Regions from separate parts of the Homo sapiens genome. Here regions 1 and 3 are each linked to region 2. The links are chromatin contacts, found by Hi-C or POLR2A ChIA-PET in ENCODE. All regions are on one chromosome and are shown on one strand. Each heading gives the region's core, a stretch centred on a gene start or an enhancer-like site at or near the end of the contact. The rest is flanking DNA. Distances are from core to core; before and after follow the strand shown. Region 1 holds the start of EMC1-AS1 (EMC1 antisense RNA 1). Region 2 holds the start of TMCO4 (transmembrane and coiled-coil domains 4). Region 3 holds the start of MRTO4 (MRT4 homolog, ribosome maturation factor).

What was found. A loop is a pair of places that touch in the nucleus more often than their neighbours do. ChIA-PET counts read pairs that join two places held with the same protein, here RNA polymerase II (POLR2A). Pooled maps may share reads with other maps.
Region 1: a pooled map shows a loop between it and region 2 (7-fold over the local background). The contact joins the promoter of EMC1-AS1 here to the promoter of TMCO4 in region 2. A Hi-C loop is called at or near these places in 4 of 50 pooled maps. POLR2A ChIA-PET finds 5 or more read pairs at or near these places in 3 of 52 experiments (B cell, HepG2 and common myeloid progenitor, CD34-positive).
Region 3: a loop to region 2 is called in a map of naive thymus-derived CD4-positive, alpha-beta T cell, with 21 times the contacts of the local background. The contact joins the promoter of MRTO4 here to the promoter of TMCO4 in region 2. A Hi-C loop is called at or near these places in 1 of 168 maps with a recorded cell type or tissue (naive thymus-derived CD4-positive, alpha-beta T cell), 1 of 37 single-sample maps with no recorded cell type and 6 of 50 pooled maps. POLR2A ChIA-PET finds 5 or more read pairs at or near these places in 2 of 52 experiments (activated CD4-positive, alpha-beta T cell and activated CD8-positive, alpha-beta memory T cell).

What each region holds. Positions count from the first base shown.
Region 1 is chr1:19,208,803-19,212,931 of GRCh38, reverse strand. EMC1-AS1 (EMC1 antisense RNA 1) reads right to left here and starts at 2,546. Exons shown (of 2, transcript NR_135114.1): 1 at 2,373-2,546. It overlaps UBR4 (ubiquitin protein ligase E3 component n-recognin 4), which reads left to right and starts at 2,666. Exons shown (of 106, transcript NM_020765.3): 1 at 2,666-2,859. The coding sequence starts at 2,684. RefSeq lists silencers at 1,582-1,651, 2,677-2,996 and enhancers at 2,277-2,326, 2,577-2,626.
Region 2 is chr1:19,798,065-19,801,778 of GRCh38, reverse strand. TMCO4 (transmembrane and coiled-coil domains 4) reads left to right here and starts at 1,863. Exons shown (of 16, transcript NM_181719.7): 1 at 1,863-1,924; 2 at 3,564-3,642. RefSeq lists an enhancer at 1,195-1,695 and a silencer at 1,619-2,118.
Region 3 is chr1:19,250,013-19,253,892 of GRCh38, reverse strand. MRTO4 (MRT4 homolog, ribosome maturation factor) reads right to left here and starts at 2,088. Exons shown (of 8, transcript NM_016183.4): 1 at 2,030-2,088. The coding sequence starts at 2,057. EMC1 (ER membrane protein complex subunit 1) reads left to right here and starts at 2,369. Exons shown (of 23, transcript NM_015047.3): 1 at 2,369-2,478. The coding sequence starts at 2,384. RefSeq lists enhancers at 1-134, 1,951-2,456.

The DNA.
Region 1 (4,129 bases), core at 1,297-3,796, 590 kb after region 2:
ATAATTCTAAATTGAATTAGGCTTCTAATCTAATTCCTTATATTCTTGGTAATTTGAAAACTAAGTCTGTTGTGAATTACCAAAAAGGAGCTGCTCTCCATTTGAAGTTTTCAGTATTGCAGTAGGAGTTTCAACAAAATATGCACTGATTACTTGTTCTTGTAACTTTGTAAAAGCTTGAGAACAGATTGACCTCTGTTGGCTCCTACGGGGTAACAGCTAAGGTTTATTCATTTACTTGTTTCTAGAAACACTGTATCTATTAGGATTTATTCCAAGCAACTCTGTATTAGATGGCTTAAAAGAAAAAAGAGATGTGCTATCTACCACTTTTGAAGCTCTGTAGTGAGGCACACTGACCTCATTTGTTTTTAGATTGCTGTACAATTTACAACCACCAAAGTGTGCAAATCATAAGTACAAATCATGGCTTAGTGACTACTGTGTGTGTATATCCATGTAAGCATAACTGTGTCAAGGTATAGAACTTTTCCAGCTCCCAGCAGGCCTCCTCATCACTACCTCTACACAAATCTTTAAACCATACCATTCATCAATGTCTGCCATTTTTACTTCATTGAATTCCCTGTAACATGACTGTATCATGTCTTTTATCATTTTAAATTTCAGTTCCTTGGCAGACACTTGGGATTAGAATGGAACAAGTATTTTAAGTCCTTCAGTTAATTCATAAAAGTTATTTATTGTTTTTTAGTTTCTATCTTATTTCCTGGACCAGAATATTAGAAGCTTGTGTTTCATCTAGAAGTCTTTTATTAGTCTCTTTTGTCATCTAAATTTATAACATAGATGCCATTCCAAATCTTTGTGGCAACACAAGACCAAACCTCCAGTACTGAAATAAATGTGGCATTTATAAAGGAAGTTCTTTATCTGGAGTGCTCTCTCCCAATCTATTAACCAGAAATATAAAGTATATAATAAATAATTTAGGTAAAGGTGAAAATCTCCCTGTGATAGTTTGCATTTGCCTTTTATTCTCCTGGAGAGGGAAGGGAGGACAGCAGATACATTTGATCTTTTATTTCCTGAAATTTCTCCAAGACAGCTTTTGCAGATTAATTTTGTCCTCTGGTTAAAATAAAATTCATGTCCCAAAGCCATTATAAAATTCTGGGTCTCCAGCCTTTCCTTAGGGCTCTGGTTCAGTATCTTGAAATACTGCAATATTTATAGTGTTATGGAAAGTTCTTTTTCATTTCTGATGTTTTTATGTTTAAGAAACTTGCTGTTATTATTATCCTCTGGTAAGTAGGCACTGAAGGAAAATCCCTACTGCTGTCATCAAAGCCACATTTTCCTCCAAGACCGGCTTTGACTTGACTGAATTTTATTTCGAATGTAAAGATGCAGGCTGGGCGCAGTGGGTCAAGCCTGTAATCCCAGCACTTTGGGAGTCCAAGGTGGGAGGAACCTAGGACTTCGAAAACAGCTTGGGCTACGTAGGGAGACCTGTCTCTTAAAAACAAACAAAAAAAATTAAGAGTGGTGGCCTGCACCTGTATAGTCTCAGCTACTGGGGAGGCTGAGGCTGGAAGATCACTTGAGCCAGGGAGGTGGAGGCTGCAGCCAGCTGCAACTCTGCCACTGCACTCCAGCCTGGGCTATTGGGCGACAGAGCAAGATCCTGTCTCAAAAAAGGTAAAGTAGGTCATATCTTAATAAAAGTGCAGATTAATCACTAGGTACCAATTCATTTATCAGTGTTACACACCAAGAACAAAAGCTCTTCCTAAACTTAGGGGGAGAATTTCAGGGCTTTAGGAATTTGAAACCGTCTTCACAGTTCCTTCCCAGTCTTATTTAGGCCAGCTGTAGGCCACAGGCTAGAGCTTGAAGCCGTCCACCAATATCTCACTCACAGGACTGTCCTTAATGCACGAATACCTTTCCTCGAGCAAACTGCTTTTCCCTCTTAGACCTTGTAGCCAGATCATTTTACCGGCAAAAGTCTCAGACATCTCCTGTGAATAAAAGCTTACATTCTTTCCTTGCCAGTAGAAAAAAGGGGAACACGTAAGCATACGTGGCAAATTGCAAAGAGGGATGCATTGTACGAGCTGGTCAGATTGTTAATGAGGGCAATCCAAACAGAAGAGATTTGAGTGCTAAGGGAATACGGATCAGTGATTAAAAGGTGTTGTGAGAGGGAGAAATCTTTGTAAACTATGGCGCTCTTTAGTATTACTATTGGGGGGATCTAGGCAGGGGAAGAAGCAGGTGAAAGCGTTTTAGGCTTCGGCCTCCTCTTGTCGTCCTTAGCTGTCCCAGGCCAGGGCCATTCTATACGCCGAGGCGTAGTCAACTCTGCTGCCCTAGACTTGCCCACTGAACCCATGCCCCAGACTCACCTTTACCCGCTGCCCGGAAGCCAAGTCGCTACCACCTGCTTGAGCAACTCCCACCGCGCAGGCTCAGAAGTTAACGCTCTCCCGCCTTTCCCCGCTGCGCTACCTTCTGAGCAGGCGCAGCGTCTCCGATCCGTTCCCTCGCCGCGGCTCGACCCCGGTGAGAGCAAAGGCCGCTCCGCGCGTCGCGTTTTTGACCCATGACGGCGGCGCGCAGTCTGACGCGACAGATTGCGTCACTTCCGCCCCCTCCTGGGAGGCGGCGCTGGGCCGGTGGCAAGCCCCCGGAGGGAGCCGCAGTAGTACGACGGAAGATGGCGACGAGCGGCGGCGAAGAGGCGGCGGCAGCGGCTCCGGCGCCGGGGACCCCGGCAACGGGGGCGGACACGACCCCGGGCTGGGAGGTGGCTGTGCGGCCCCTGCTGTCCGCGTCCTACTCCGCCTTCGAGATGAAGGAGTTGCCGCAGCTGGTGGCCTCAGTCATCGAGAGGTACCGGGCGGCGGCTCTGGCGGGCGACGCTGTTGTGGGGGGAGGGGATTTCGAGCCGGATCGTCTGGACCCGCTTTCCGGGCCGCCCCCTGCCCCCTTGAGGATCCCCGCCACAGCCACGGCTTCGGGGTCCCGGGCCCGGGGAGACTGGCTTGCCTGGGTTTCCCTCCGCCAACGCATGTAAATCACCTCTACCTCAGTTTCCCCTCTCGAGCAAAACTTTAGCGGCCTCCCTGCGGGAGGGCGTGGCCGGACATGGTTGAGAGTGAGATGCATTCGCCCTCTTAAGGGAATGTTCACGGGGCTGCCCCTTGGGTCAAGTCACAGATGAGTTTGCATTTCTCGCCCGCACTCATCCTCCTAGCCTGGGCCGGAGCGGAGCCGTACGGTATAATTTAATAACGGTCTCCCCGCGGTGCTGTAATCAGTGGGGGCACGTGCTATTTCTGTGACTGAAGCCACTAGCTACATTGATGACCTCTTTTTACGTTGCACTCCTTGTGCATTCCTACTGTATCGGTCTTTGATTAAAAACATTTCAGTGTGTGTCTGAGAGATCATTTTCCCAGAGGATGTGTGGTGTGTGTGTTCTCTTGCTGCCTCCCATCCCCCTCGCATTAAAATATCATCACATTCTTTTACAAACGGTACTATCTGTTGGTTTCCTTTTGTGTGTTTTTGTCTTTTTGCACAGCGATTCTTAGCTAGTGACAGTTATGTAGGTACAAAGATGGTGATCTCAGAGTGCCTGCCTTTTCCTGACATACTGTGCTCAGAGCAGTCTTTCATTAGTTTAATGGTAGACTTTTGCTTTTAAAGCCAGACTGACTTTCATTTTTCTAGCCATACCTCATTTCAGCAACTCCCTGCAATTGTTAACTGGGTCATTTTAGCTTCACGATGACAAGGGTATATCTAGCTGCTATCCAGAGGTTAAAAATTGCTATTTGTTACTCAAAGGAGGCCCACGGTTTGACAAATTGTTTTTGTGCTTTTTCTTGTTGTAGACTTGTAATCCTTTGGATGCAGAGTTTTTAACAAATTATAATAAAATAATGGTTGAGTTTGGTAACTTCACAGTCAGCTTTACAGACGGATTTTGCTATCTAATCATCAGGCCAGGAATGTTCTGAAGATGTAAACAGGTTTCAAATATACTACTTTCAAATTACGTGGCTGCTTTTTGTTTTAAACATTTGGATTGGCAGTATTTTTCCTGACTCATACTCATGTTACGTAGAATCAGTAACGTTCCAGTCTTTTTAGAGCA
Region 2 (3,714 bases), core at 614-3,113:
GTAAACATATTTTCTCCATCTTTCCCACCCATAGCCTCAATGATGGGATCAGGAACTGTGTGCAGTGGGGGCGACTAGGGTGAGGGTTGGGTGCCGGGCAATGGCTGAACAGGGTCCAATACCCAAAGACAAGTGTGTTCAACACAAGGTCTCTAATCAAATTAGAGACAGGGCAAAGCAGGGGAGTGCAGAGTGGTGCCTGGTCCCACAAAGCTGATCTGCTGGAAGGGGCTGCCAGACATTAAGAGGAGGGCTGGCTGCAGTTCTCAATCTTGACAAAGCTCACATGCTCAGATATAACCCCTTATTCCCCTAAAGCCTGCACACGATTGACCCATTTGACCCTCACAATAACTTCATGGGTGGGTAGAGCTGCCCTTCTTGGTCCTGATTGGCCAGTGGGGAGATGAGCAGATGAAGGAAGGAACATTTCACAGGTGCGTGAGTCCCAGGCTCTGAGCTGGGATGCTGGTCTCTGACCCCCGTCGGTACCTTTTCCTCCCATAACCCTAGATTGTCTTCACTGGGAGTAAGGGCAACAGCTTCTGAGGCCACGATGATTCATGCCCTAGCTCTGGCACTCATTAGCTCTGTGGCTTCTGCATTGTCTGGACCTGAGCCTCGGTTTCCTCTCCTTCAGAGTGGGTGTGATGAAATTTCACAGGGTTGCTAGGGGAAAGAGATCCATTCATTAAGTGCTTCTTTTGAGCACCTGCAAGTGCTAGGCACAGTCCCTGGGGCTGGGCACACAGCGGAGAGCAAGGCAGCCTAAACCCGCCCACCTCCAGGGCTTTTAAAGTCTAGTTGGGGCTGCGCGGTGGCTCACGCCTGTAATCCCAGCACTTTGGGAGGCCGAGGCGGGTGGGTCACCAGAGGTCAGGAGTTCGAGACCAGCCTGGCCAACATAGCAAAACCCCGTCTCTACTAAAAATACAAAAATTAGCCGGGTGTGGTAGCACACGCCTGTAGTACCAGCTACCAGGGAGCCTGAGGCAGGAGAATCGCTTAAATCCGGGAGGCGGAGGTTGCAGTGAGCTGAGATCGGGCCAGTGCACTCCAGCCTGGGTGACAGAGCGAGACTCTTATCTCAAAAAAAAAAAAAAAAAAAAAAAAAGAACTGTACCTGGCGCGTAGTAGGTGCTCGGTAAATTTGTTCAATGACTGAATGTGCTGGGTGCTCAGGGAAGACTCTCAGATCCCATCCCAAGAGACCAGAATGGAAAGCAGGAAATGGATTGGGGGAAAGGGAGGTCTGAAGGCAGAGAGTCCCAGGCACGGGAGCCTCCAGGCAGAGGCCCTGAGACAGGACCAAACTTAGCGTTAGGGAAAATGAAAGTAGAATCAGGAAGAACTTAGATATCTGAACACTTTGCAAACTACAAAGTGCTGCATACACGTGCGGGAAGGCGGTTTCTGCGGCTGGTTCTTTGTTTACATTATACATTTTTGAAGACTTTGTCTTCAAAATGTGGCTTTGGGGCATGCCACTCTCGGGGCCGAGTCCTTCGCGGGCAGTTTCTGCAAAGTCCAACCCTGCAGGGCCCTTCTCCCGCGCCGCGCTGTCTCGCTGCTTCCTGGAGGGTAAATGGACCCACACACAGATGTGGCGCCGCGGGCTTGCCGGTCACCTGCAGAGGCCGGCACCCCTGTCGCGATGGGTGGTGGAGGTGGGGCAGAGGTGGGACGAGCCAGGTCGGGACCCGCAGCTGGCGAGTCAGAGCCTGGAAGGCCCCGCGCCCCCGCGCCGCGCTCCCTAAGTGCTCCGCCCGGCCGGTGGCGACCAGGCGCGCTCGGGGCAGGCGGCGGGACGGGCCGGGACCGGGGCCGGGACGCGGCGGGGAGGGGAGGGGCCGGGCCGGGCCGGGCGGGAGGAGCCGCTCGCCGGTTTTGCCGCCTCCGCCTTTGCCTTCGCAGCCGCCTCCAGGTAAGGGGGCCCCGGAGGAGCCGCCAGGCCACGGTGGCGCGCACCTCGCTGGGCCACTCCCCGCCGGCCCCACGCGGGGCACTCGGAGCCCGGCCCAGCCCCGGGGCCCTTTGCCCTGCGCCCCGCCCTCCACCCCGGGGACACTGGACCCACCAGGAAGCGGCCGCGCGCTCCCTGGCGCTGCCTGCCCTAAGCCCAGGCCGCCTGCTGGTGGTTGGTTTGTTTTCAGAGCCGGAAGTGCTTTTAGAAATCTTGGGGAGGCAGAGGGGGAAACTGAGGCTGGGCGGAGCACTCGGGCGACTCCGGCCTCGGCCTCCGAGTTCTTAGAGGTCACCCAGCCGCTCCCTTGACAAATGAGGACGCTGGTCAAGGTCAGAGAGGAAGGGGGCTTGCCCAAGGTCACAAGAGGTCCCTGTGCTTCCCCTTGCCCCACGTGGCCCCTCCACGCCCCCGTCAGGAAGGCCTCTAGGACTCCCCCGCCTCCTGTCTCCCTGTCCCCCCGCAGACTCTCAAACAGAGAATTCCAGGAGGGCTTGGGGAGCCTCTGGAGAAAAACCAGGCTCCTCATGTTACAAGGAGGCCATGTCTTCTGGTGCCCATGCCTGAAGTTACAGGAGGGAAGAATTACTGCTGCTGACTTTTGAGTGGATTTTACAGCTGGGTAAACTGAGGCTCAGAGAGGTGAGGTAACTTCCCCAAGACCACACAGCTAGGAAGCAAGAGATAAAAACCTGGGCTACCTGCCTGGAGAGCCTGACCCAGTGCTTCGCACAGAGTTGGCCTCCACAATGCCTTTGCCCTGACCAGGCTGCCTGGCCCTTCCCTGGGGTTGCACTGGGAATTAGGAGCAGGGCCAGGCTAGAATCCCAGACTACTACCTAACTCGAAGTAGGAGTCAGCACATGAGCCCCCTTTTTCCTAACTCAGTGTTCATTGCAGAAAATATGACACTCTTTTAAGCTTTGGGAACATCCATTTGTTCATTCACCAAATATTTGTTGAGCACCTACTGTGTGCATTGTTTAGGCAACGAGGATACAGCAGTGAACAAAAAGGAGCGCTGCCCTCAGGAAGTACACTCCAGAGGGTGGAATAAAGCCCTGCCCTTCAGCCTGGGGAGGGAGGGCTGGGCACAGGGGAGACCACTGGCATTTCCCCAACTGTGAAGTACATGAAGACAGCAGAAGAGATCGGTATTAGAGTGGCCTCAAGCCCTCGTGTGCAGCATCAGACAGAGATGGGCTCAGGTGCTAGCTTTGCAGCTTTGTAACTGAGTGGGATCAGGCAAGTTAAATGACCTGTCTCCAAGGTTGTTGTGAAAATTAAAGGAGCTGAAGCCACAAAAGGCCCAGTGCAGTATCTGACACTTTGGGAGACTTTATACTTTTTAGTCCTAAGGCCCAAGGAGGAGTTGGACAGGAGGAGTTCATCGATTAGGTTGTCATAGCTCAGCATGTAGCTCCCACAAAAGCTGGGGTCTGGAGAGTTCCTCATAAGGCTCAAACCATCTCTCTCTACTCTGGTACCACTGGGCTACAAAGGCTGATCAGCCACCAGGGCTGGCTAACGTGGGACCTAAGAAATGTCAGTGGGTGGTTTCTCATTGTGTTCTCTTTTGGCCTGTGTGTTTTGTAAACAGTGTTGTACATTATAAACCGGGGCTGCTGATGAGGAGTGGGGAACTGGCTCTCTGGAACGTGTGACAGCAGGCAGAAGGGGTGAGAGTGAAATCCAATCCACTTTCCATTTAGCCGACCTCCGCTTCAAGCTGCCCTGATATCATGGTACCA
Region 3 (3,880 bases), core at 839-3,338, 550 kb after region 2:
CACAGAGTTTGGCATTTGCCAGACCTGACCCAGGCCCCTCCACAGAATCAAATCGTTCCAGAAACACTTAACAGAACTCCAACTGCAAAGCCCCGGGCGCCTTCACAAAGGGACCCAGGCCTCTCTTCTTTAACCTGCCCGCACTCAGCCCCTCTTAACTAGGTACCACACAGACAAAGACAATGACATCAGTCAATGGTAAGTGGAGCAGAGGAGGGCAAACGAAATATAGCGGGCCACTTCCCATCATTTCCACTGTTATACCTTTGGCTCAAGCCAGCATCACCCTGTCTTGGATTAATGCTGGTCTCACTGCTTCCATTCCTGCCCTCTGCCCTGTCTTCCCCAACTATTCTCACCAAGGCAACCAGAGTGACCCTTCATAAGTAAAGGTAAATCACATGGGTCCTCTGCTACTCACTTCACCTGGGCAGGAAAGCCAATGCCTTGCCAAGGCCGAGGAAGTCCTGCCCTCTCTGCCTAACTCCCTCCCCAAACTCTATTTGGCTCCTTCTGCTCCAGCCTCACTGGCCTCTTGTCCCAAACACGTCATATCTGCTCCCATTTCAGAGCCTTTTCACTTCAGGTTCCCTCTACTTGGAACAGCATTCTCCCAGATAATTCCACAGCTGCTCAATTCCACAGGTTGCTCGCTTCCTTTCTTTATTTTCTGCTCATTTGTCACTTCATCAGTGAGACCTTTCCCGACCACACTATACAAAATATCAACATCTCTTCACCCCATTTTCAATCTGATTTTTAGCATTTTGCGGAATATGTTTCTCCTAAAACGTTAGGCTCGATAAGAAATAGGCTTTCCTTGTGACTGCTGTATCCTCTAACGCCTAGAAAGTGCCAGACCCCTAAATATTTTTGAATATTCCAGGGAGCCGGGTTAAGAGAGAGGCCACCACAGCAAAGGTGGTCAAAAACGGTCTCTTAAGAGGTGCGCAAGTCGGGTGTAGTGGCTCACGCCTGTAATCCCAGCACTCAGGGAGGGTGGTTGGAGCCCAGGTGTTCGAGACCAGCTTGGCAACACACTGAGTCTTCTCTATAAAAAATAAACAAAAAAAACCTAGCTGGGTGTGGTGGCGTGCGCCTGTAGTCTCAGCTACTCGGGAGGTTGAGGTGGGAGGATCGCTTAAGCCAAGGAGGTCAAGGCTGCAGTGACTTATTTTATTTATTTATTTTTGAGACGGAGTCTCGCTCTGTCGTGCCCAGGCTGCAGTACAGTGGAGCGATCTCGGCTCATTGCAACCTCCGCCTCCCGGATTCAAGCGATTCTCCCGCCTCAGTCTCCCAAGTAGCTGGGATTACAGGCACCTGCCACCATGCCCATCTAATTTTTAGTATTTTTAGTAGAAAAGGGGTTTCACCATATTGGCCAGGCTGGTCGGGAACTCCCGACCTCAGATGATTCGCCCGCCTCGGCCTCCCAGAGTGCTGGGATTACAGGCGTGAGCCACCGCATCCGGCCTGCAGTGTTACGATCGCGCCACTGCACTCCAGCCTGGGCAACAGAGCGAGACCCTGTCTCAGAGGGATCCTATTAACTGACAACTAAGAAGGCGCAAACCATACGAAGATGTAAGCATGCCAGGCAGAAACAACCGCAGACACACAACGCCAGACACGGGAACAAACCTGTGCTGAAAGAAGGGAAAGGCAGCCAGGGTGGCGGGAGCGCAGGAAGATGAGAAAGGGCCGAAGTTGGGAAAAGTGGGCCGAAACGGCAGCAGGCATAGCCGGGGGCGGTGTTCAGGAGCTGCCTCCCGACCCAGTTGGCCTTGCAAGAGCACCTGAAACTAGGCAAAACGAGTCTCCGCTCCCCAGACCCGACCGGGCGTCAGCCACCTCTGGCGGTTTTACAGCCCCGAAGCCCCCATTCCAGCTCGCAGCGAGGCAGCGGAACACCTCGAGGATGTCCTGGCGTTCCAATCTGCGCCCCCGCCGCCCCGAAGCCCTCACCGCAGGCTGGGTAGCCAGCCCACGGAGCTCCCCCCAGGGTCCCGACTCCCCCTTCGCCCACCTTTCTTGTCGCGCTTGGATTTGGGCATCGCGCTGAATCCACGTGCGGCGGAAGACGGTGCACCCCGTTAGGACCCCGGCGGCGCGGGGGACTCTGGGACGGCCCTCGGGGGCTGCCCCTCGCGTGTGCCTGACCCAATGTGCACTGCAGCCTGCCTCTCCCTGCCAAGCCGCCGCCTGCGCTTTCTCCCGCGCCTGTAGGGCAACTTCCCGTGTGCCGAGGCAGTCCCTGAATCCCGAGCGTCCCGTCCGACCGAGGGCCTCGCGCGCTATCCCAGCTCTGTGGTCCCGCGGAGGCGGAGCCCGCGGCGCGGTGCATGCCGGGACGGCGGTGGGTGGTGCATGCGCTCGCATCATGGCGGCTGAGTGGGCTTCTCGTTTCTGGCTTTGGGCTACGCTGCTGATTCCTGCGGCCGCGGTCTACGAAGACCAAGTGGGCAAGTTTGATTGGTGCGTACGTGTGGAACATATTCGAGAGATAAGTGGCTGTTTCCCCAGTACCTGTCTCCTACCTGCTAAAGGTTGTCACTTAACAGGATTGGCCGCATAATTTGCAGGACCCAGTACAAAATGAAAACGTGGGGCCCCTTGTTAAAAAATTATTAAGGATTTAAAGTCGTTGGAAGCAGAGCCTTAAACCAAGTGTTAGGGGTCATTCTAAGCTGATCCTTGCGTGTAAGCCGGCCCTGCCATCCAGGAATGCTTGGGGTGCCGGTCAGAGATCACTGATCCCGTCCTCCCTCGTCAGGTTCGATTTTTTTGACTGTGAGGTTTCTGGTCTACCAGGTGTCAGAGGTCGCCAAGCTGTCAGTGAACTTTAATTCCTACTCGAATTGGTGTCTTGTAGGCAAGTGAACAGGAGCTTTCGTCTTAAAAGTCCTAAACTGAGTCCTTTTCCCCTCTCATCAACCTAGTCTGGCCCTGGGCTCACAGCAGGATTGCCCAAAACACTAAGCAGCTAGAATATGCCATTCACTCATTCATTCATTCACCCACCCACGTCTTCCTTAAGGCCCTGGAGTAGCTTGCTTTTGTTTGAATTTTACTAGTTAAGACTTGTGTGATCTTGGGGAAAGTGACTTAACCACTCTGTGCCTTGGTTTCTTTGTCTGTAGAATGGGTTTACTAACAGTCCGTTATCTCTTACAGTACTTGTGAGAATGAATGAGACAATCCCATTAAATTACTTAGCACAATGCCTGGCTCATTGAATGCAGTCATTAAGCGTTATCTGTTATTATTGCTATTTACACTTTATTCTTCAGGGCCCAGGTCAGATTTCTCCTCCTCTGAAGTATTTTCTGTCTTGGAAAAGTTGATTCGCATATATGTTGAGTACCTGTTATGCCAGACAGTGTGACAAATAAAACATGTTACATTTTTAATGATGTGCACAACTGTTCACAATGTCATATGTGTATGTTACACATATATATCGGGTGATATGTGTATCTAATTTTGCAGAATACTTGATATATGCAATTTTCTTAATTTTATTTTCATGAATGAATGAATGAATGAATGGCATTTCCTAACTGCTTAGTGTCTTGGGCAGCTCTGCTCTGAGCCCAGGGCCAGGTTAGGCTGATGAGGGGGGAAAAGGACTCTGTTTAAGACTTTTTTTTTTTTTTTTTTTTTTTTTTTTTGAGACAGTTTTGCTCTTGTTGCCCAGGCTGGAGTGTAATGGCGCGATCTCATGGCTCACCACAACCTCCGCCTCTGGGGTTCAAGCGATTCTCCTGCCTCAGCCTCCCGAGTAGCTGGGATTACAGGCATGCGCCACCACACCCAGCTAATTTTTGTATTTTTGGTAGAGACAGGGTTTCTCCATGTTGGTCAGGCTGGTCTCAAA